Linked DNA regions of Homo sapiens: regions 1, 3, 4, 5 and 6 are each linked to region 2. The links are chromatin loops, found by intact Hi-C in ENCODE. Cell type or tissue: heart left ventricle. All regions are shown on one strand. Region 1 overlaps RERE (arginine-glutamic acid dipeptide repeats). Region 2 has its middle 17 kb from the start of MIR6728. Region 3 overlaps RERE (arginine-glutamic acid dipeptide repeats). Region 4 overlaps RERE (arginine-glutamic acid dipeptide repeats). Region 5 overlaps RERE (arginine-glutamic acid dipeptide repeats). Region 6 overlaps RERE (arginine-glutamic acid dipeptide repeats).

Region 1 (4,000 bases), 120 kb after region 2:
GAGTGCAATGGTGTGGCACGATCTCAGCTCACCGCAGCTTCCACCTCCCGGGTTCAAACGATTCTCTGCCTCAGCCTCCTGAGTAGCTAGGATTACAGGCTTGCGCCACCATGCCCAGCTAATTTTGTATTTTTAGTAGAGACAGGGTTTCTCCATGTTGGTCAGGCTGGTCTTGAACTCCCGACCTCGGATGATCACCTGCCTCGGCCTCCCAAAGTGCTGGGATTACAGGCATGAGCCACTGCGCCTGGCTATAAAAGTTTATTTTCAAAAACAGGTGCAGTCTCTTGGCCCTAGTTGCTAGCTGCTGTTTCAGAGCCTGTGGAAATCTTACCTTCACTTTATGCCCCAAAGGATGCCATCGTTTTTATCTACTGGATGGGATCCCCAAGATTACTTAGATTGTTTTCAGAAGTAATAACAGATATCTGGGTATGGAGCATAGCATCTTAGTTTTAGTTTCTTTTTTGAGGGATGCTTTTTGGTGTTATGGTATACCACAGGTGCCTAGAGAAAATTCCGTTTTAGGTGCTGTCCTTTGAGGAAATACTGCTGATCTCAAATAACTGTGGGTAATTGAAATATCATACCTTTTAATGGTGACTACTAATCCCCTAAAAAGAATATAGACTTTTTCGCTCTAAACATGGTTTCAATAGGGTTTTTTTTTTTTTGATGGTCTCTTATGACTCTAGATTGAAACAAACAAGAAAATAACCCTACTTCTATAGTTACTATAACAGCTGAGGCAAGCTATACTACCAGTGGTGCATGGTAAAGCCTGCCTTTTAATAAGTTCTTAAATATAAAGAATGATAGAAAGTTTCAAGTTATGGTGTGTTATAGGTGCCTATGGAGTTATTAGGTTAGAGGAATGATTTTAATTTACTTGGATTCCTTAGCACATTGCTTATTGCATGCGTGCTCAGTAAAAGTGGATACTGGTGTTTGTGCTTTGCAGCTACCGCAGGTCTTGGTTGTCATGGCTTCTCATTAGTGCATTAAGATCCCTTTAGAGCTCTGGTTGCCTGGCAAGAGAAAAGGCAGGAACTGCCAGGAGCTGAAAGGACAGATGCTTAGCTGCAGAAGTAGCCTCTGGGGAGCGTTGGCTGCGTTGGCTGAGGTTCGTGTGCATGTGGTCAAATGTGTGAACTTGGGTTTTGCTAGACAAAACTCTGGGCTACATGGATTAATTAATATATGCTACAAGTGGTCTTTGTTTTAGAAGTCTTTGCAGTTTGAGCTATTTAAAACTTTTTTTAAATAAGCAAATTAGAAGATTCTGTTTGGGGTGCATTCCTGTCCTTTGGGGAAGTACTGCTGACCTTTAAGAATAGTGGGTAATTGGCCGGGCTCAGTGGCTCACACCTGTAATCCCAGCACTTTGAGAGGCCGAGGCTGGCGGATCACGAGGTTAAGAGATCAAGACCATCCTGGCCAACATGGTGAAACACCGTCTCTACCAAAAATACAAAAATCAGCTGGACGTGGTGGCGCGTGCCTGTAGTCCCAGTTACTTGGGAGGCGGAGGCAGGAGAATCGCTTGAACCCGGGAGGCAGAGGTTGCAGTAAGCTGAGATTGTGCCACTGCACAACAGCCTGGCGACAGAGCGAGACGCTGTCCAAAACAAACAAACAACAAAAAAATAAAAAACAGTGGGTAATTGAAATATTGTATGTTTTAATAATGACTACTAGCCAGATGCGGTGGCTCACATCTGTAATCCCAGCCCTTTAAGAGGCTGAGGCGGGCGGATCACCTGAGGTCGGCAGTTCAAGACCAGCCTGACCAACATGGAGAAATTCTGTCTCTATGAAAAATACAAAATTAGCTGCGCATGGTGGCGCATGCCTGTAATCCCAGCTACTCACGAGGCTGAGGCAGGAGAATCGCTTGAACCCTGGAGGCGGAGGTTGTAGTGAGCCGAGATCGCGCCACTGCACTCCAGCCTGGGCTACAGAGCGAGACTCCTTTCCCCCCACCCCGCGCCCTCCAAAAAAAAGACTACTAATCCACTGAAAAAAGGTCAGTTGGCTGGGCCCAGTGGCTCATGCTGTAATCCCAGCACTTTGGGAGCCAAAGGCGGGTGGATCACCTGAGGTCAGGAGTTTGAGACCAGCCTGGCCAACATGGTGAAAACCCGTCTCTACTAAGAGTACAAAAATGAGCTGGGTGTGGTGGTGCATGGCTGTGATCCCAGCTACTCTGGAGGCTGAGGTAGGGGAATTGCTTGAACTCAGGAGGTGGAGGTTGCAGTGAGCTGAGGTCGTGCCACTGCACTCCAGCCTAGGCAATAGAGGGAGACTTCTTCTCAATAAATAAATAAATAAACGTCAGTTTACAATATTAGAATACTGAAAGCTTGAGTAATTAGAAGAGTCTTATGATTAGAATTAATTATTTCAGGCTAAAAAATATTAGAAGGAGACTCTAGAGGGCAGTATAAGTCAACATGTTCATGCTTCTCCTGGCAATGGAAAGTTAAATTTTGCTTTGGAAAAATATACCAGGTGTTCTGAACTCTTTCCCCACCACACGGTGTCCCGGTTTGGTAGAAATGTGAGTTTTGGAAAGAAGTGCTCTGATTTGGCTTACAAAGATTAGCTAATGTATCAGAATTATATGGCCCTAGGGAATATCTCTGCTTGGTTTACAATACTGTCTTAGAAAAACTGGAATTGCCTGGCCGGGCGCGTTGGCTCACGCCTGTAACCCCAGCACTTTGGGAGGCCGAGGCGGGTGGATCACGAGGTCAGGAGTTCGAGACCAGCCTGACCAACATGGTGATGAAACCCCATCTCTACTAAAAATATAAAAATTAACCGAGCGTGGTGGCGTGTGCTTGTAATCCCAGCTACTCAGGAGGCTGAGGCAGAACTGCTTGAACTCGGGAGGTGGAGCTTGCAGTGAGCCGAAATTACGCTGCTGCACTCCAGCCTGGGCGATAGAGCAAGACTCCGTCTCAAAAAAAAAAAAAAAAAAAAAAAAAGAAAAGAAAAAAGGAAAACTGGAATTCCCTTATTGACTCAACTAAATTGAGTTGAGTTTGCTTTTCAGACATTTGTGGAGCATTAAGTGAAAGGAATATATCTTTATAGCTAATATGTCTTTTGTTTTCAAATCTTGTTGGGTAGGAAGTAAATGTACCCTCTATTCAAACAAATGGGAAGAGTTTGACTTATTTTGACTTTTTTTTTAAACAACTTTTTAAAACAAAGTTAAAATTAGATGCCTCATTTGTGAATGTCTGTGTTAATGTTGAACCTTTCAGAACGTTTGCATTAAGCAAAACCCAGAGCCTATTATGCCTATCACTTTTTCTTCTAATTTTTAACCTTCTATGCATTTTCAGGGAAATCTAATCCTTATGTTATTGACTCATCTTACATATAATTCATCAAATATGGTTTGGAAAGAACTGTTTTGAAGCCTAAGAAGCTCTAGTTTGTAGAGCTTCTTAGGGTCTTAGGCTTTACAAGGCAGAAAGTGGGGATTACCAAGGGCAAACTAATGAATCTCCTATAAATTTAGATTTAATATTTTAAACTATTAATTGCAATTTTTGTTTTTTGAGACAAAATTTCACTCTGTTGCTCAGGCTGGAGTGCAGTGGCACGATGTCGGCTTACTGCAACCTCTGCCTCCCGGGTTCAAGCAATTCTCCTGCCTCAGCCTCCTGAGTAGCTGGGACTACAGGCGCCCACCACCATGCCCGGATAATTTTTGTATTTTAAGTAGAAACGGGGCTTTACCATGTTGGTCAGGTTGGTCTCAAACTCCTGACCTCAAGAGATCCGCCCACCTTGGCCTCCCAAAGTGCTGGGATTACAGGCGTGAGCCACCGCATCCGGCCAAAATAGTTATTTTGACGTAGTTACAACTATTTTTCCTTTGGAAATAAATCAGGAGTTTTAGAAAATACTGAGTTTCCCACATCTTTCAGTAATGTTAAAACTAATGTGCACTAGTGAGACAGGAACGAGTATCATGTATTGCCTT
Region 2 (4,000 bases):
CTCAAGCAATCCTCCCGCCTCAGCCCCTCAAGTAACTGAGACTCCAGGTGAGCGCCACCATGCCCAACTAATTTTTTTGTATTTTTTGGTAGAGACGGGGTTTTGCCATGTTGCCCAGGCTGGTCTCAAACTCCTGAGCTCAAGCAATCCTCCAATCTCAGTCTCCCAAAGTGCGAGCCACTGTGTCTGGCCATCAACTTGTAATCTTGGAGATATGACTATTCAAGTACTTTTTTTTTTTTTTTGAGACAGGGTCTCACTCTGTTGCCCAGGCTGGAGTGCGGTGGCGCACTTGTAGCTCACTGCAGCCTTGATCTCCCACCTCAGCCTCCCAAGTAGCTGGGACTACAGGCATGTACCACTACACTCAGCTAATTTTTTTTTTTTTTTTTTTTTTTTTTGTGGAGTCGAGGGTCTCACAATGTTGCCCAGGCTGGTCTCAAATTCCTAGGTTCAAGCAATCCTCCTTCGCTTTTTTTTTTTTTTTTTTTTTGAGACAGATTCTTACTCTGTCACCCAGGCTGGAGCGCAGTGGCACGATCTCGGCTCACTGCAACCTCCACCTCCTGGGCTCAAGCAATTCTCCTGCCTCAGCCTCCCGAGTAGCTGGGATTACAGGCACCCACCACCACGCCCAGCTAATTTTTTGTATTTTTAGTAGAGATGGGCTTTCACTATGTTGTCTAGGCTGGTCAAGAACTCCTGACCTCAGGTGATCTGCCCACCTTGGCCTCCCAAACTACTGGGGTTATAGGCATGAGCCACCGCACCCAGCCCTTTGCCCATTTTTGAATTGAGTTGCTTGTGTTTTTTTGTTGAGTTGTAGAATTCTGATAGAACTGATAGTTACATGATTTACAAACATTTTCTCCCATTCTGTAGGTTGTCTTTTCACTTTCTTGATAGTGCCTTATATAACTTTTTATTTACTTTTATTTATTTATTTTTTTGAGCCAGGTTCTTGCTTTGTCACCCAGGCTGGAGTACAGTGGAACAGTCATAGCTCACTGCAACCTCAAACTCCTGGGCTCAAGTGATCCCCTCACTCAGCCCCCCAAGTAGCTGGGACTAGAGATGCACGCCACCACATCCAGCTAATTTTTCAAAATTTTTTTGTAGAGATGAGGTCTCACTATGTTGCCCAGGCTGGTCTTGAGCCCAGCTTGAGCGCAAGCCATCCTCCTGCCTTGGCCTCCCAAGGTGCTAGGATTACAGGCGTGAGCCACCATGCCCAGCCAATAGTGTCCTTTGATGCACAAGAGTGTTTACTTCTGATGAGGTCCACTTTGTCTATTTTGTTGTTGCTGCTGTGCTTTTGGTATTGTATTTAAGAAACCATTGCCTAATCCAAGCTCCAAAAGATTTGCACCTGTTAATTCCTTCTAAGAGTCTAATAGTTTTAGGTCTTTCATTTAGGTCTATGAGCCATTTGAGTTCATTTTTATATAAGGTTGCATGTGGATATCCAGTTGTCCCAGTACCGTTTGTTGAAAAGGTGTCTTTTTTTTTTTTAAAGCGTCTTTAAAAAAAAAAGTCTAAGTCTTAACTGCCAACAGATCACCTTAAAAACTGCTGAAGGACGGGCACAGTGGCTCACGCCTGTAATCCCAGCACTTTGGGAGGCTGAGGTGGGCGGGTCACCTGAGGTCAGAAGTTTGAAACCAGCCTGGCCAACATGGTGAAACCCCGTCTCTACTAAAAATACAAAAATTAGCTGGGTGTGGTGGCGCACACCTGTAATCCCCAGCTACTTAGGAGTCTGAGGCACGAGAATCACCTGAACCCGGGAAGCAGCGGTTGCAGCGAGCAGAGATCGCACCATTGCACTCCATTGCACTCCAGCCTGGGTGACAGAGTGAGACTCTGTCTCAAAAAAAAGCGAAACAACCAAAAACACTGTTGAAAATGTGGTGTTTTCAGACAGTGTGCTCAGAGGTCGTGGCCACTCCCAGTACACACCCACCCCCAGCTGTCCTTCTTGTTATTATTAAGAAAGAGCGCCGCTGTGCAGTTAGCACTGTTAAAACTGCTGCCTTCACTGAGCTTACACCAGGCTAGGCTAGGACTGGGAAAATTGAAGCTCTAGGTCGGCCAGTGTACAACCAGGACTCCTGGCCAGAACATACAATGCCTGAGGGCTGAGGGCCACGGGGCTGGAGAGGAGCTCTTCTGTACCGGGGGGGGTTGGAGGGGGTTAATCCTTCCCCCAACCTTCTGCAGGTGCAGCTCAGCTTTCCCTGCCATGAGAGCAGGGCGCCCCTGCATCCGCCTGCTAGGGGTGCGGTGAGACACAATATGTAAGGAGCCCTGGTCAGGGCCCTCATCCTGGCTACTCCTCCTGGCTACTCTATTTATTTATTTATTTATTTATTTATTTCTGCATATGAAAGCCAGGTCACAGCTACTCTTTAACTGTGCAGAAGGTCAGCTGGTGGTCCAGGTCCAGACGCGCCCAGGAGCTTCCTTCAGCCGCCAGGGGGCGCAGTGGGGCTGCCCCAAGACCCTGGGCCTCCGTGGCCTCCCCTAGCTGCTGGCTCTGCACGCTGCCTGGCTGGGCTGGCTGCCATCCCAGCCCTTCCTTCTCTCCAGCCCCAGCTGGCTGGCGCAGGTTTACTGTTGCAAGTGGACTGTACCCTGTGGCTCACAGGGACTCAGAGCCAGAGTGAAGCCAGCCCAGAGCTCTGGGCAAAGCTCGGTGAGATGAATGGAGCTGTCACTGGATAAAGGGAGATTCCCGGACAGCACATCCTTGTCAACACTCTCTCCTGTGTCACCGCAGATGCTGGGACGAGGCACAGCAGAGGCCATGGGACCTGGTCAAAGCGAGACTTCTTCCTTGGCCCATTTTGATTTCTTTTTTGTTGTCGTCGTTGAGACAGAGTCTAGCTTTGTCGCCCAGGCTGGAGTGCAGTGGCGTGATCTCAGCACACTGCAACCTTTACATCCTGGATTCAAGTGATTCTCCTGCCTCAGCCTCCCGAGTAGCTGGGATTACAGGTGCCTGCCATCATGCCCAGCTAATTTTTGTATTTTTAGTAGAGACGGGGTTTCACCATGTTGGCCAGGCTGGTCTCGAACTCCTGACTTCAGGTGATCCACTCGCCTTGGCCTCCCAAAGTGCTGGGATTACAGGCATGAGCCACTGCGCCCGGCCTCCCACTTTGATTTCTGAACCTTTTGGGTAACATCTCCTTCCCTCACATTTCTTGTGTGTTGAGGTCTTTTGTTCAGGCTTTCAGTGGATGAAAGGACAGAGGAGGAAACAGCTGTGGGAAGAGCAGCTGCTGTGCCTCCCTGCCTCTCTGCTTGGCCACAGCTCCCCTCCCTCTCTGGCTGCCCTAGCACTGAACTCTGATCTTCAGCAGTGAGACCTAGTACCTGCCTCCGCCTCACTGGGAAGCAAAGCCGCAGAGCAGGTGCAGCTGTGTGTGGCATGGCCAGCCACAAGCCAGAAAAACCAGCAAACCAGGGCCGGGAACAATACTTCCTGGGACCAGCCCCGGGGACCACTTTGGAAATGAGCATGGCAGAGGCAGCCACAGGGTGAGTACCCAAGTTCACGTGCACCTGCTTTAAAGGGAACCAGTGGGTTCTATGCCAAGTGCTCATATGGAGGGCATCTGTGGTCAGGCTGCAACTTCAGGGGAGAATTTCCACAGGTGTCCTGCACTGATTTCTGTCATTCCAAGTGACAGCACCTGTTTGAGGGAGTGCTCTAGGGCCATTCGGGGAGAATCAGTGACTCCACACAAGGCAGGGGCCCTGGGTGCCTGGTCTGGGGAAGGGCAGCCCGAGGCGGGGTCGGGAGTGATCAGATCCTTGGGTCTCTCCTCTTGGTCATCTTGGTCACACTTTTTCCCTGTTTTTATGGAATGTTGGGCCTCATCTCATCCACCAACATCAAAGCCAGCCAGCCAGCCAGCCAACCTCCATAGGAAATGGGCTGCAGTATTTGGCATAAAGAGCCTGCAGTGTTAAAAGACCCTTGTAAGTCTCTAGC
Region 3 (4,000 bases), 94 kb after region 2:
CATTTGCCAGCTGTTAACACTTTCTTTGTGTGTTTTGTGTTGAATGACAAGTAGCTTCATTATCTTCCATCTTTATGAGTGCCATCAGAAGCAGTAACTGGTTTGCTTTTTTTTTTTTTTTTTTTTTGAGATGGAGTTTTGCTCTTGTTGCCCAGGTTGGAGTGCAATGGCACAATCTCGGCTCAATGCCACCTCCACCTCCTGGGTTCAAGTGATTCTCCTGCCTCACCTCCCAAGTAGCTGGGATTACAGGCATGCACTACCATGCCTGACTAATTTTTTGTATTTAGTAGAGACAGGGTTTCACCATGTTGGTCAGGCTGGTGTCAAACTCCTGACGTCAGGTGATCCACCTACCTCAGCCTCCCAAAGTGCTGGGATTACAGGTGTGAGCCACCATGTCTGGCCAACATGTGGCTTTCTAATGAATAAATCATTTTCAAAGTTTCAAACCCACTGAAACTAACAAGATTCAGTGCCAAATTAATATAATTGCATGTTTTCATTCTAAAGTTAAAGTGATCCTGATCTTCAAAGAAAACTTTCAAAAAGATATAGTAGTACAGCAAAGCAGACTAATATTTTAGAAAGAATATTACCAGTAATAAAAAGGACAGAATTATAGTTTGATGCATTAATTTTAATAACTTTTTTTTTATGGCTCTTGAGCCAAGATGCATAAAGTTAAACAGAAATATGGTTCTCATTTTGATTGTACTGAATTTATTATATGGCATGCTCTCCTCCCTTCAGATGCAGAGTCGAGGCTTTTAGGTCCTTTTTGTTTAAAAGAGTGTGGGTGATGCTAATATTATATAGCACTAGAATTAATAATTATCTTCACTGAATATCCTTCAAAGCAATGTAATAAAAATGCAATAATTTGAATATTGCAGTTCAGGCAGTAGTCACTTTAGTTATAAGTGGTGCTCTGACTTTTTAAAAATAACAAATGGTTAGCCATGATCTAATTGTTTTGTGAATTAGTTGCTTGTAAGAATTATACTTGTTTCTTGACCTATAGTTATTATAAAATTGACAATTTGATTATTTTTTACTTTATTTTTAAATTTTTAAAAATGTTTAGTGGAGATGGGGTCTCGCTATGTTGCCCAAGCTGGTCTTGAACTTCTAGGCTCAAACAATCCCTCTGCATTGGCCTCTCAAAGTGCTGGGATTACAGCTATAGCCACCACACTTGACTGATAATTTGGTTCTTTAATTGACTTTTTTCCTTTATAATAGCCCTTTTGTTGTGGTAGTATGCTGTAGATTTGGGGTTTTAAAATTTCAATTTAATTTAATTTTTATTTTTTGTGGAGACGGAGTCTCACTATATTGCCCGGGCTGGTCTCAAACTCCTGGGCTCAAGTGATTCTCTTGCCTTGGCCTCCCAAAGTGCTGGATTTATAGGTGTGAGCCACTGCACCTGGCCCAATTTGGGGTTTTGCATTTTAGAAATATATGTTAAAAACAGATTCTGACAATACAGTTTGTTTTTGCCGATTTGCTTGCCTAGAAAGTCTTGTTTGCTCTTCTGTAGCTTGTCAGTTAAATTGTCTGCTTTAAAAATTTTTGTATTCTTTGTCCCAGTTCCATGTGCTACTTGGCATACTATTTAGTTTTTACACTGCCTTTCAACCTCCCCAGAGGTGGATTGTCCATGAAGCTTAAACCAAAGAGACCCTCACTTGAGTGGCCCTCTTGACATTTTGTATACAAATTTTCGTGGTCTTTTTCTTAAAGAAGGCCCCCCAACTTGTATAAACAACAGATCTACAAAACGTTCCTTTTCTAAAATACAGGACTGCTAAGAGGAAATGAAAAACAAAAGTAAATGTGGATTTTTAGTTTTGTGGTTTAGGTAAAAGGGATATAAACAGAATATTGAATGGATTTGTGTGTGATGCCAGATTTAATTTATCATGATAACCATCAGTGGTGCACCAGATGTTTTGACTGTATTTAGCTTCATATTAAATTAAGCATAGCCAGTGGCCTACAAAGTCCATCTGTACTGCTGCCAAAGGTAGCACTGAAGACAGTCAGCCGCCTTTTATGTCTGTTACCACTGCTAGCTGCTGTTTCCCTCTTGCCATGGTATTTAAGCTTTGGAATTGCTCATGCAAAGGTGAGCCTTTGTATTGAATTGGAATTTGTATTCTGTAAATCGACTGTACTGAATGACAAGGCTTGCCTTTCAGTAGATAGTCTATTCTTATTTTTGCTTACCTATAAACCAGTGGAAATAAATACATAAGATTAGTTAGGGGTTTATTGAGGCTTGAATTCTAGAAAGAGGGGAATTACTATATTATACACAAGTGCCAGTTAAACATGTACCAATCTGAAGAAGATCTTTCTATACCTGCTACTAATCATGGAAAACAATTAACTTACTGGTTTTTGTTATATAAATACATATTAAGATCTGAAAATCTCAGCAGTTAGTTTTATTTATAATCAGAAAGACAGATGTTAACAGTCACTGAAAATCTTTATGTTTTAAATGAACGCACCTTCACTTTTACTTGACTTCTACTTCATCAGCATAATTGGAGAACCATAGATTCTTTCCCCATGAGTGAGGGCAAAACATACATCTGCAGTGTTCTTAGCATGAGGATCATTAAGATGGCAGACCTTGTAGATCAAACAATTTCCTCCCATACACCCTCATTCTTTCCTAGAAAAGCATTGAGACAGCTCTGAAATTAGACCTGGAAAGCATGTGCTAAGGCAAGAACAAATATCTTGAAAATTTTATCATAATGTTGCTTTTTAAAGTCCTAAATGTCCTCTAAAATGAAATTCTTTTGTATTAACCTTCTTTCATATGCTGGCTTTCACCAGACTGCAGAATTGCCTGATTTGACTTTCTAATGTAACTGTAATGAATCTTCTGGGAAGCTGAAACGATTGAACACACATACTCTGCAACTCCATTGTAAAATATTCAGTCAGTACTGTCGATGCTGCTGATTAAAAAAGGAGAAAAAAAAAAAAAGGAATTGGGAGTGGGAGAGAAAAATGAAACACTCCCTAACACATATTAGGGCTTAAAACCAAACATATTCTCTCAGGGATTTCAACCTTTACAAGACATCATGATGTGCAGTAATACCTTGATTAAATATATTCAGTAACTCCTTAATAAAAACATCAAGCTGGGTGAAGGTAGGGTCTGCTTTGTAAAGCCAGAATTAGGGGTATATGATTATGTTCAGTTTTGACACATTTGACACATCTGAAAAAGCATGGAAAAAAACTGGCCCATTTGCACAAACAGACAAATTGCCCTGTGCATTATGCATGAGGACCCAGTAGAGTTAAAGATTTGCCAGCCTATGAATGTGGGACCTACATACAGTGGAGCCCAAATGTTTAATGCTGGGTCTTTCAAATGTGTGTCCTTTACATACTTTGGGTCTTATTTAGCAGCCAGAGAATCAAGAGGTATGCTTTTTCATGGTATAAGTAATTTATCCCAGGTATTTATAATTGTAGCAGTATGTGTTTGGCTTATTTATCTGAAAGAAATTGAACACCAGAATTTAATAATTAAGGATTTATTAGTTAAAACTGAGTGTTATAATGAGCCAGATGCTGCTGCATTGAAACAGCCATTTTCATTAGCATTTTTAAATAGAAGAGAATTGAATTTAAATTTGGAGTGTCTTGACTTTGATGAGTTGACATTTTAAAATCTTTTAAAATCCGTCAAATAGAAGGCAAACTTCTTTTAATTTCAATGAAAGACAAGACTCACACTGAAATGTCAAAATAGGTAAGTGATTAAAAACCTACCTTAAAAATCTGAATTTCTGATTTTGAATACTGTAAAATAACGTTAACTTAAAATGCTTGAGAAAAGAAACGATTGCAAAAATGCGTGGAATATAAAAAATTAATTTTACCTATGACTGAAAAAGGTATAGATCACTCAAATGGAAGAGTCATTGGTGAATGGGAATGGGGAAGTGTGTTTATATTGTTTATT
Region 4 (4,000 bases), 44 kb after region 2:
TGGCTATCTGCCTAAGCAGCCCTACATTCTGACATTTTTCAGTATAGTCCCTGGGACTGGGTGGGGGGCGGCGGAACTGCAAAGTATTTTTCAAATTTAAGGATAAAGCTGGATGTGGTGGCTCACAACTGTAATCCTAGTGCTTTGGGAGGTCGAGGCAGGAGGCTCCCTTGAGACCAGGAGTTTGAGACCAGCCTGGGCAACGTAACAAGACCCCCGTCTCTGCAAAAAAAATTAAAAATTAGCCAGGCGTGGTAGCACGTGCCTGTAGCCCAAGCTACTCAGAAGGCTGAGGCGGGAGGATTGTTTGAGCCTAGGAGGTCAAGGCTGCAGTGAGCCAATATTGTGCCATTGCTTTCCAGCCTGGGAGACAGAGTGAGACCCTGTCTCAACAACAACAAAATGTAAGGATAAGAGAACCCCATAAGGTACAGTTAGGGAAAGATATCTTGTGATAAATAAGATTTGCCATGTGGAAAACTGACCCACCATCAGTGATAACTGCTATGGCATTTTGGTAAGATGCTGATGCTAATTTTGGTAACAGGAGTGTCATCTTTGAGGAATATGATTATGTGTGATTATATTAGCAGAGCAAAGCTGAAGTCTAGTCACATTGTACTCTCATATTGTAGCCTGAAGCAAGAATATGATGACAGCAGGGGAGTGATGAACTTGGAGGCTAGAGAAGAGGGAAGCAGAGGCTTCTACTGCCTCGGCTGCATTGATACTGGCTTGCAAACTCCCGGAGGAAGAGGCCCATCATCTGCTTTGGTCACTTCAGTGCACCTTGCTTGCGAAGAGTACAGTAGGCATTCATTTGTTAAATGAATGAATAATATTAACGTATGGTATTATTGAGGTAGAGATAAGGGAGATTTGGCTTAATCGCTTGACCCCAAGGCATACTTAGGAAGTTATTATTATTATTATTATTTTTTGAGATGGAGTCTCCCTCTGTCACCAAGCTGGACGATCTCAGCTCACTGCAACCTCCGCCTCCTGGGCTGAAGCAATTCTGCTGTCTCAGCCTCCCAAGGAGCTGGGGTTACAGGCGATCACCACCACACCTGGCTAAATTTTGTATTTTTAGTAGAGATGGGTTTTGCCATGTTGTCCAGGCAGGTCTTGAACTCCTGACCTCCGGTGATCTGCCCACCTCTGCCTCCCAAAGTGCTGGGGGATTATAGGTGTGAGCCACCGTGCCTGGCCAAAAAATTATTGATAATAACAATTTTATACCTCAAATATAGTGTAGAAAAAACATTTTAGAGCTTAGTTATTTGAATAATCAAAAATAAGTTTGTTGGCCGGGTGCAGTGGCTCATGCCTGTAATCCCAGCACTTTGGGAGGCCAACACGGGCGGATTGCCTGAGGTCAGAAGTTTGAGACCAGCCTGGCCAACATGGTGAAACCCCATTTCTACTAAAAGTACAAAAATTAGCTGGGCATGGTGGCGAATGCCTGTAATCTCAGCTACTTGGGAGGCTGAGACAGGAGAATCTCTTGAACCCGGGAGGCAGAGGTTGCAGTGAGCTGAAATCGCGCCATTGCACTCCAGCCTGGAAAACAAGTGTGAAATTCCGTCTCAAAAAAAAAAAAAAAAAAAAAAAAGAAGGTTGTTTTGTTTTGTGATGGAGTCTCGCTCCTGTTGCCCAAGCTGGAGTGCAACCGCGCGATCTTGGCTCACTGCAACTTTTGCCTCCCAGATTCGAGCAATTCTCCTGCCTCAGCCTTCTGAGTAGCTGGGACTACAGGCACACACCACCATGCCTGACTAATTTTTGTTTTTGTTTTTTTTTTTTTTTTGAGACGGATTCTCACTCTTATCGCCCAGGGTAGAGCGCAGTGGTGCAATCTCTGCTCACTGCAACCTCCGCCTCCGGGATTCAAGTGATTCTCCTGCCTCAGCCTCTCAAGTAGCTGGGACTACAGGCGCCTGCCACCATGCCTGGCTAATTTTTGTATTTTTAGTAGAGGTGAGGTTTCACCATGTTGACCAGGCTGGTCTGGAACTCCTCACCTCAAGTGATCCACCTGCCTCAGCCTCCCAAAGTGCTGGGATTATAGGCGAGAGCCACTGCACCTGGCTTAATTTTTGTATTTTTAGTAGAGATGGGGTTTCACCATATTGGCTAGGTTGTTCTGGAACTCTTGACCTCAGACAATCCGCCCACCTCGGATTCCTAAAGTGCTGGGATTAGAGATGTGAGCTGTTGCGCCTGGCCCCCCAAAATGAGTTTATTTTAATCCTAGTAAGTTTAAACTATGTATTCAAAATTATTTAATAGCTGGGTATGGTGGCGGGCATCTGTAATCCTAGCTACTCGGGATCCGGGACAATCGCTTGAACCTGGGAGGCCGAGGTTGCGGTGAGCCGAAATCACGCCACTGCACTCCAGCCTGGGTGACAGAGCAAGACTCTGTCTCAAAAAAAAAAAAAAAAAAAACCAAAAACAAAACAAAACAAAAAAAATCATTTGAAAAAGTAAAGTTTAATAAATATAGTACTCTTTCTCTATAATTTTGCCGTGTGTTAGATAGGATTAGATTCAGCAGTGAGTGGTAGAAACCAAAAATAACAATGGCTTAAACAAGATAGAAGTTTCCTTTCTTTCATGTATCTCATAGACAGTCCTGAACCAGTATGCTACCTTCATGCTCATTAGGGGACCCAGCCTTCAACATGTAACTCTTTCCTTTTTGTCAGAGGTGGCTTCTCCACTTTCTCACATCAGTTCTGCATTCTCACCAGCAGGAAGGAGGAAAAGGCAAAAGCTGGGCACACTCCCTTCTTGTGAAGATACTTTCCAGAAATTGTACATATCGCTTCTGCTGTGTCCCTTCGATTATAACGGAATCACAAGGTCACACATAACTGCAAGAGAAGCTAGAAAGTATATTCTGTGCTGGAAATTACTATGTGCCTAGTCAAAAATCAGGGGTTCTCTTACTCTGGAGGAAGGGAAGAATCAGTATTGCACTACATCTGGCAGTTTGTGCCATAAATACCAGTAGAATGGCTAATGTAGTATTAACACATTTGATAATTTGACAGTATTATTGTAATCCTTCAGTATTATTTGTAAGAATAACCCCCCACCTCCAGTTCAGTATCCAGTATAGAATTTTCACTGAAATTTGTCTTGATCTAACGATGGCTTCAGATTTTTATTGCTGGGTAAATTTTCTAACAAGATGAACTGCCTTCTGATTTGAACATTCTGATCTTGGTAGCATAATCTGCCATGTGTACATATATATATTTTATGTGATTCATTATTGTAGGAATAATTACTGAAATTTCCTAAGTTGTTATACACTTAGGATTATACACATATGATTAAAGACCTTGTTGAGACTTAATTTTTAACATCTATAAACTGGAAAAATGTGCAGACATCTTGTTTCTATTAATATATTGAGAAAAGTTTTCATTAATATTAATATTTCTTAGGAAATCTAGCTTTATAAAACATCTACATGTTTCTTTCATATTTTGGTTGGAATGGTTTAGCACCTTTGTTTGCATAGCTTAGTGAGAATTTAGTCTTTGTGGAATCCTTAAACACTTTTGACGCTACAGAAACTTTAGTTGGCTGGGCACAGTGGCACATGCCTGTAATCCCAGCACTTTGTGGGGCTGAGGCAGGCAGATCACTTGAGCCCAAGAGTTTGAGACCAGCCTGGACAACATGGCAAAACCCAGTCTCTAAAAAAAAAAAACAAAAAACCAGGCATGGTGGTGTGCACCTGTAGTCTCAGCTACTCGCGATGCTGAGGGGGGAGAATTGATTTAGCTTGGGAGGTCAAGGCTGCATTGCACTTCAGTCTGGGCAACAGAGTGAGACTCTGTCTCAAAAAAACAGAAAACCAGACCAACCTTCCCCTTCAAAACTTTAGTAACTTGGGATTATATGTAGCCTTGGAATATTTATTCTGTGATGGTCGATAATGAACAGTGACTTCTTTTTTTTTATTTTTATTTTTGAGACAGAG
Region 5 (4,000 bases), 290 kb after region 2:
ACCAAAGCAGTTAATTTATTTGTGTGTGTAATCAGTAGGTATTCCTACACCATAAGATAACATAGATATTGTACTTCAGAAGATCACCAGTATCCCTGGCTTGGTTCTGAAAGATAGACATTGTACAAATTTGAGTTACTGTATCTAAAAGGTATTTCTGTTGCCCTTCAGGTTTTCAGATGTCTTAAATGTGTTGCAGAAATACATAGATGGTAGATTTTAAAAGATTGTTGTTAGGAGTGCTAGTAGATCTGGACTCCTGTATGCTCAGTGAAGTAATACATTTCTGTGAGCACTGAAGCATGTATTAGTAGCTCAGTGACTAGAGATCACTATCATCCCTTGTAGGAAACCAAGTTCTGGTGAAGAAGTAACTCCCACACTTCTCGGCACAGTTCTTCAGATTTTTCTGTGAACTATTGGTTACAATCACCTACCAATAGAGGAAACAATATTCATTGAGCACCTACTCAGTTCTAGATGCTTTCTGTCTTTTCTATTCTTTCAGTAATTATTTTAGGTAGATTTCAGTATCTCCTTTTTACAGAAAAGGGGAGATTGGGAGAATCTCGGTAATGTGCCCCAAGTCACATACATGGGAAGTCATGGAATTGAGATTGGAGGGGGCCACAGGCCTTCCCATCTTCTTTCCAGTAGGCCATCTTCCCTACCCTGTAGTGCTCGAACCAGGTTTTATTTTTGCCATTCTGATTTTGTTTTCCTTAAAAAACAAAACAAAATGAATTACTAGACCAGTGATTTCTCAACTAGGGACAATTTTGTCCCCACAGGGGAGATTTAGCAATGTTTAGAGACAGTTTTGGTTGTCAGAACTGGACGATGGGTGCTACTGGCAATTAGTGGTTAGAAGCCGGGGATGTCATAAGCATCTAACAGTGCACAGGCAGATCCCCACAACAAAGAATCCTCTGGCCCAAATGTCAGTAGTGCTGAGGTTGAGCAAGTCCTTATTATAGACAGCGTATTTTAACTGAATGCATCCCCAAGCACTGCCAAACAGGTGCTGCTTCTTCCCCTGGTTTATATATATTTTTTCTATAATGAGTAATCTTATCCTGGTCCTGCTTTTTATTATCCTGCCGAGGGAAGAAACTAAGTTTTCTTGGAGACAAAATATAATTTTTCCTCTACCCCTCTTAAGTTCTTGGCTAAATAATCCTTGTGCCAGAGAGCATATTTTGAGGTGGTATATCCTGATCTCCTACACTTTCTAGCTGCTCTCCCATGTCCTGGCGATTTGTCCCTTGCTGCCTGTGTATTTGGTCAGCAATAGAGTTAGAAAACTCCAGTTGTCCTGTAAGCTCACTAAAGGCCAGACAGAGTCAGGACTCAGGTTCTTCTCCATATTTCCCCAGAATGGCTTCGTTGATGCATGCAGATGGACTGTGGGGTCTGGATATGTTCAGTAGTTTGTCTATCTTTATTTCAATGAAAAAATTCATTGAAATCTCTCCCATTTTTTCTCAAGTCAGATGTTAGCACATCCATAATCCCCTGCTGAAAGTAATTATTTCTCTAAACTGCTACATGTAACATTTATTCTATTTATTTAACATACTGGTATGTCCTCTTTTTCCCATCTGAAGCATAAACAGTGTAGAAAGTTTTTTTTGCCATCAGAAATTTTAATATAAAGGCATAAAATGCATAAATATTAAAGAGTACTCATCATGTAGGATTATTCTATGTATAAAGTGTAATTAAACCAGTGATGATGCCGTATTTTTGTAGGCATGTGTATTTGGCACAGTTAAATGCAAAAAAAGAATCTTGGTATTTATGTTATTTACTTTGGTTTTTTGTTTTGTTTTGTTCTGTTTTTTTTTTTTTTTTTTTTTTTTGAGCTGGAGTTTTGCTCTTGTTGCCCAGGCTGGAGTGCAATGGCACGATCTTGGCTCACCTCAACTTCCGCCTCCCAGGTTCAAGCAATTCTCCTGCCTCAGCCTCCTGAGTAGCTGGGATTATAGGCATGCCCCACCATACCCGGCTAATTTTTGTATTTACTTTAAAACAGCACATTTTCGGCCGGCGTGGTGGCTCATGCTTGAAATCCCAGCAGATTGGGAGGCCGAGGTGGGTGGATGGATCACCTGAGGTCAGGAGTTCCTGACCAGTCTGGCCAACATTGTCAAAACATGTCTCTACTAAAAATACAAAAAATAGCTGGGCATGGTGGCACACACCTATAATCCCAGCTACTTGGGAGGCTGAGGCAGGAGAATCGTTTGAACCTAGGAGGTGGAGGTTGCAGTGAGCCGAGATCACGCCACTGCACTCCAGCCTGGGCGACACAGTGAGGCTCCTTCTCAAAAAAAAAAAAAAGAAAAGGAAAAAAAAAAGAAATAACACATCTTCACATTTGAGTTCTGTTGAAACTTGTGGCAATTGTCATCTTTCTGATTCTTTAAATGGCTTTTAAGTGTTTTTTAGCAAAGGTTTTTTGGAACCTTCCTGGTGTTTTAGTGTTGGCTATATTTGTGACTTGCTCGTTAAAGCAGGAAGCATCTTCCTTCATTAATGAGGGCTCTTTTATCATATTTTAGGATTTAGGCATCCCCTTTATAAACATGAGGCATTTCTTGAATTTTAGCTCTCATTCATTACTGACCAACGGGCCTGTGATGAGAACGTAGAGGCTGCTGAAAGGCATGATACTGCATTCACCTTGGAGAAGCCTGTTAAGGCCGCACATGGGTTGGAAAAGTATTTTAGGAGGCCGCAGGGAACCTCAGTGCACTCCCTGTTGAGCTATTTCTTGACCAGCCACAGAGATGATCTTTTGCAAGCTGCAGCCCCATAACTTGCTAATGGAAGGGCAATATTTGATCCTTTATTCTCTGAACAAACTGGGAACAAAATTAACTTTTAGGGATAACATAGTGCAGTGTCCTACAAACATTTACAGGATCATTTATGTGATAATCATAAAATTCTTCATTATTCACAAATAATTTTATACAAGATGTTCTATTATCTGGAGATTCGGAAATAAATGAGATGAGGTCTCTGGACTCATAGTACCTTCATCACCACCCATTCTTCGCTATATTCATTTGGCACTTAACAATAACTGTGGCTAAACAGTGGAAGGAGAATCTGATTTAGTCTGGGTAATAGGCAAACCTTGGAGAAGAGATTATTTTGTGCCAGGCCTTGTGGGGTAAGTTCTTTCTAGCCTTATTGCCCTTAATGAGCCTTGACAGTCAGCTAACACTGACTCTAAATATTTACCAAAATGATTAAAGATTAAAATAGAAGGATATATTAATGTAGTATTGTATAGTTAATGTTAAATAAAAATGTAATTTTGAATGGATTAGTTAAACTGGGGAGATAAACAGATTCAAGACTGGTCTCCTTTTGTTTCCTGAAATAAGCAGTTTAGAGGGGTAAGGTGAGAGGGATCTATTGATGGGTGTTTTTAAAAAACAAAACTTGACCTCATAACTGACTTATGTATTGTTGTGGTCCTGATGGTAATTGTGTCTCTCCCTATCTACGTGTCCACCCGTTTACAGGGGCTTTTGGTCATGGGTATGATATGCACTTGTGGCCACCTGAAATCCTGTTCCTAATGCTGTTAGATTTTCCTTTTCAGAGTAAGAGGGACCATCTCCTCATGAACGTCAAATGGTACTACCGTCAATCTGAGGTTCCAGATTCTGTGTATCAGCATTTGGTTCAGGATCGACATAATGAAAATGGTAAATATGTCCTTGTGGTTTGATTTGTGTGTTTCTTAGCTTTGGGCAAAGTTCTTTCTAAAGACATTTCATTAAATGAAGATAACTTTTTGAAAAATGGATTTTGGAGTGTTGGTAGGCCTTATGCTTGATGATTCACATTGGCTACCAGTTAGTCACGTGAGGTGGGTCTGTCCCTCTCTAGTTCCAGATGAGGAAACTGAGGTTGAGAGATGCTAAGGACGTTGCTGGGGCCATGCATTGTCTAAGTGGCAGTGCTGGCGCTGGCATCAAAC
Region 6 (4,000 bases), 110 kb after region 2:
TAGCAATTTATTGAGAAGTTGAAAGAAAAACATGATGCTCACTTTAAGAACAAGTATAGGCCGGGCGCGGTGGCTCACACCTGTAATCCAAGCACTTTGGGAGGCCGAGGTGGGTGGATCACGAGGTCAGGAGATTGAGACCATCCTGGTTAAGACGGTGAAACCCCGTCTCTACTAAAAAATACAAAAAATTAGCCAGGCGTGGTGGCGGGCGCCTGTAGTCCCAGCTACTCAAGAGGCTGAGGCAGGAGAATGGCATGAACCCAGGAGGCGGACCTTGCAGTGAGCCAAGATTGTGCCACTGCACTCCAGCCTGGGCAACAGAGCAAGACTCTGTCTCCAAAAAACAAACAAACAAACAAACAAACAAACAAACTGATGGTTTAAATGCAGAACAATTGCAGGAATTATGATAGTGAGAGCACCCCTGCACTCACCGTTTAGATTCTACAGTTGCATTTTACTATATTTGCTATAGCGTATACATTTACCATATTTACTGTAGAATCATCCTCTATCCATTTCTTTGTGTATAAGGATTTTGCTTTAGGATTTTATATTACAACAAAAGGCTACAAACAATATAGGAGAGTGGTTGAATATGGTAAATATAATAGTCTGTTCTTGCATTGCTATAAATACTGAAGACTGGGCAATTTATAAAGGAAAGAGGTTTAGTTAGCTCACAGTACTGCAGGCTGTACAGGAAGCAAGGCTGGGGAGGCCTCAGGGAGCTTTTACTCACGGTGGAAGGCAGAGCTGGAGCAGGCATCTTCACATGGCTGGAGTAGGAGGAAGAGAGGCGGAAGGTGCTATACAATTTAAACGACCAGATCTCATGGGAACTTCGCACCGAGGGGATGGTGCTAAACCATTCATGAGAAACCGCCCCGTGATCCAATCACCTCCCACCGGGCCCCACCTCCAACACTGGGGATTACAATTTGACATGAGATTTGGGTGGGGACACAAGTCCAAACCATATTATTATGGAATATGGTGGAATTCTCTGCAGCAGTGAAAAAGAATGAGGCACTTTGTATGGACTGACACGGAACAATCTCAAAGATACAGGAAGTAAAAATGGGCTCAGAAGGCTATATGAAGTATACTACTATTTGTGTAACAAAGAGATGTACATATATGTGTGTGCATGCTGTATATGCATGAAATATCTCCAGAAAGTATAAGCAAGAAGCTGATATGACTGGGGGTGTGGGGTAGCCCACCTACAGTACCATGCATATATATTATAAATTTTTAAACTGTGTGCACTTATGCTAACTGCTGGAAGGTTTAATTGCTTCCTTGATATTTTCAGCATGTCAGAAATCTCCACCTCCTAGTCCTTAGATTTTAGATTGTAACAAATTGCAGCCAAACAGCTAAGGTTTGAATTCTTATTCTTTATTTATATATGTTATAGATTTTACTGTCAATAAAACTAGGATAATTATGAGTTATTAAGAAGTTTAAGTTAGATAGTCTAAGTAAAGTGCTTAATATAAAACAGTGGCTGGCACACAGTACTTGACACAATAAGTATCAAGTATTATTATCAAGCATACAATTTTGTGGGAGAGGCAAATAATAAATAATTTAAATATTCTCTGTAGGTGTGTCTATGAGGGATGCGGTAAGTAAAAGGGAAATCAGAGAAGGCTATATAAGGAAGTTGAGAAGGATAATTGAGAGAGAAGTGAAGGAAGGCCATTCCAGACAGAGAAAGTCCCTTTTCTAAGGTGCAAAAGCATAAAACAGTGTTGGTGAGTTTGAAAATTCCAGTAGTTCATAATGGCTTGAAATAGTCTGGGTTATGAGAGATGCAATGGCAGATGATGATGATAGCTGACATTTATTGAGCACTTAGGCAACGTCCTCTTTTAAGTGTTTTTTATGTTTTAATGTATTAATTCCCTATAGTAACTATATTGGTAGTATAATTACCTTCATTTTACTGTTGAGCAGACCGAGGCAGGGAGATTAAGTAACTTATCCAAGGTCTTGCAAAGTCAGCCCATGTTTGTGTGCACCCCTTGTGCTGCCTCATGAGCCTGCTTGGTAGATGTAGTGCAGACAATGAGCAGTGTCTGGATTCACTTCCATAAGCTTTGGGAAACTATAATATTAAAGGATTTTAAGCAATAAAGTGAAACTCTCAGATTTCTACTCTAGGATGACCAGCAATGGCTTAGGGAAGATGATGAAAATCTCGTTTCCACTTCCTTCCTTTCCCTTCTCCTCCCACCCCAAATCCTTTATGTCCTGAAGAAATGATATAATTCATTATTAATATAATACTTTGAGAAATGTGGAGGAGTTCTTTAAATTGATCTTCACCTTGTAATGAATTTGGACACATTTTCAGGACTTCTCCAGCTGTATCAAAGTAAAGGCAAGAAGGGTCAACAATAACAGTTATATTATATGCATTTTATTTTATTTTATTTTAATTTTTGAGACGGAGTCTCACCTTTTTGCCTAGACTGGAGTGCAGTGGCACGATTTCGGCTGACTGCAACCTCCACCTCTGGGTTCAAGCAATTCTCCTGCATCAGCCTCCCGAGTAGAGTAGCTGGGATTACAGGCACCCACCACCATGCATGGCTAATTTTTGTGTCTTTTAGTAGAGATGGGGTTTCACCCTGTTGGCCAGGCTGGTTTGGAACTCCTGACCTCAGGTGATCCAGCCTGCCTCAGTGCTGGGATTATAGGCGTGAGCCACCGTGCCCAGCCACATACATATTTTAGATTAAGCTCCTATATGATATATGTAACAAAATACCTCCAAACTGCTGCTTAAAACAACATTCAGCATTTGTTATCCCACACACCTTTTGTGGGTCAGGAATTTAGGAGTGGCTTGAGGTCCCTTCTCAGGTTGCAGTCAACTGAAGGCTTGATAGGGCCTGGAGGATCCAATTGCAACATAGTGCATTCACAAGGTTGGCAGAGTTCTTGCTGGCTGTTGGCAGAAGCTTCAGTTCCTTGCACATGGAACCTCTTCATAGGGCTGCCTGAGTTTCTTCATGATACTGCACCTGGCTTTCCAGAAGAAAGGATTCATATAAGAGCAAGGTGAAAGCTGCAATGTCTTTTATGACGTAGCCTTGGAAGACATTATTGTCAAGAGTTTGAATACCAGGAGGCAGAGCTCACTGGGGGCCATTTTGTGGGCTGGTTACCACAGTTCTCATGAAAATGTTAGTGAATAGAATAATAAAATTTAGAACTAAAAGGAGCCGTAGCCCAGTGGTTTCAAGATGTGGCTCTTGAACCAGCAGCAGCACTTGTGAATTTGGTTAAAATGTAAATTATTGGGCCTGTCCCAAGACTTACTGAATTAGGATCGAGGAGTGACTCCCAACACTCACTCTCTCTCTCTCTCTTTTTTTTTAAATAAACTTTATACTTTAGAACACTTTTAGATTTATAGAAAAATCGGGCTGGGCGTGGTGGCTCACGCCTGTAATCCCAGCACTTTGGGAGGCAGAGGTGGGCGGATCACGAGGTCAGGAGATTGAGACCATCCTGGCTAACACGGTGAAACCCCGTCTCTACTAAAAATACAAAAAATTAGCCGGGCGTAGTGGCGGGCGCCTGTAGTCCCAGCTACTCGGGAGGCTGAGGCAGGAGAATGGCGTGAACCCGGGAGGCGGAGCTTGCAGTGAGCTGAGATAGCGCCACTGCACTCCAGCCTGGGTGACAGAGCAAGACTCCATCTAAACCAAAAAAAAAAAAAAAAAAAAAAAAAAAGAAAAATTGAAAATTGGGCAGATAGTATAAGTAGTTCCCACACACACACATATACAGACACACACACAGAGTTCCCCCTATTATTAACATCTTGCATGAGTGTGGCTTATCTGTTACAACTGATGAAGCAGTATTAATATATTATTAACTGAAGTCTACAGTTTAAGATTCACTCTTTGTGTTGTACATTCTGTGGGGTTTGACAGAAACGTAAATGTCATGTGCTTATCCACAGTTACAGTAT

Evidence for each region. Hi-C counts contacts between places; a loop is a spot of excess contacts. Peaks named below come from ENCODE experiments on the same cell type or tissue, not always from the same donor. Only the 100,000 strongest peaks of a DNase experiment are listed, where the experiment ranks them.
Region 1: it touches region 2 in a loop (3-fold over the local background); 58 of 110 quality-filtered maps call a loop at or near these places.
Region 3: a loop joins it to region 2, with 2.2 times the contacts of the local background. A loop is called at or near these places in 6 of 110 quality-filtered maps.
Region 4: a loop joins it to region 2, with 2.3 times the contacts of the local background. A loop is called at or near these places in 26 of 110 quality-filtered maps.
Region 5: a loop joins it to region 2, with 13 times the contacts of the local background. A loop is called at or near these places in 72 of 110 quality-filtered maps.
Region 6: a loop joins it to region 2, with 2.0 times the contacts of the local background. A loop is called at or near these places in 48 of 110 quality-filtered maps.

Annotation. Positions count from the first base shown.
Region 1 is chr1:8,725,138-8,729,137 of GRCh38, reverse strand. The region is part of intron 1 of RERE (arginine-glutamic acid dipeptide repeats); the gene reads left to right. Among named protein-coding and RNA genes, the nearest start is that of RERE, 91 kb to the left of the region's middle. In heart left ventricle, a CTCF peak has its summit at 2,415 (motif pointing right); no DNase peak of the experiment used is centred here.
Region 2 is chr1:8,847,560-8,851,559 of GRCh38, reverse strand. No RefSeq gene overlaps it. Among named protein-coding and RNA genes, the nearest start is that of MIR6728, 17 kb to the left of the region's middle. In heart left ventricle, CTCF peaks have their summits at 2,247 and 2,472 (motif pointing right); a DNase peak (open chromatin) is centred at 2,539; H3K27ac peaks cover 424 bases.
Region 3 is chr1:8,753,218-8,757,217 of GRCh38, reverse strand. All of the region lies in intron 1 of RERE (arginine-glutamic acid dipeptide repeats), which reads left to right. Among named protein-coding and RNA genes, the nearest start is that of RERE, 62 kb to the left of the region's middle. In heart left ventricle, no CTCF peak of the experiment used is centred here; no DNase peak of the experiment used is centred here.
Region 4 is chr1:8,803,460-8,807,459 of GRCh38, reverse strand. The region is part of intron 1 of RERE (arginine-glutamic acid dipeptide repeats); the gene reads left to right. Among named protein-coding and RNA genes, the nearest start is that of RERE, 12 kb to the left of the region's middle. In heart left ventricle, no CTCF peak of the experiment used is centred here; no DNase peak of the experiment used is centred here.
Region 5 is chr1:8,557,143-8,561,142 of GRCh38, reverse strand. RERE (arginine-glutamic acid dipeptide repeats) reads left to right here. Exons shown (of 23, transcript NM_001042681.2): 5 at 3,620-3,725. Among named protein-coding and RNA genes, the nearest start is that of SNORD128, 64 kb to the right of the region's middle. In heart left ventricle, no CTCF peak of the experiment used is centred here; no DNase peak of the experiment used is centred here.
Region 6 is chr1:8,732,565-8,736,564 of GRCh38, reverse strand. The region is part of intron 1 of RERE (arginine-glutamic acid dipeptide repeats); the gene reads left to right. Among named protein-coding and RNA genes, the nearest start is that of RERE, 83 kb to the left of the region's middle. In heart left ventricle, no CTCF peak of the experiment used is centred here; no DNase peak of the experiment used is centred here.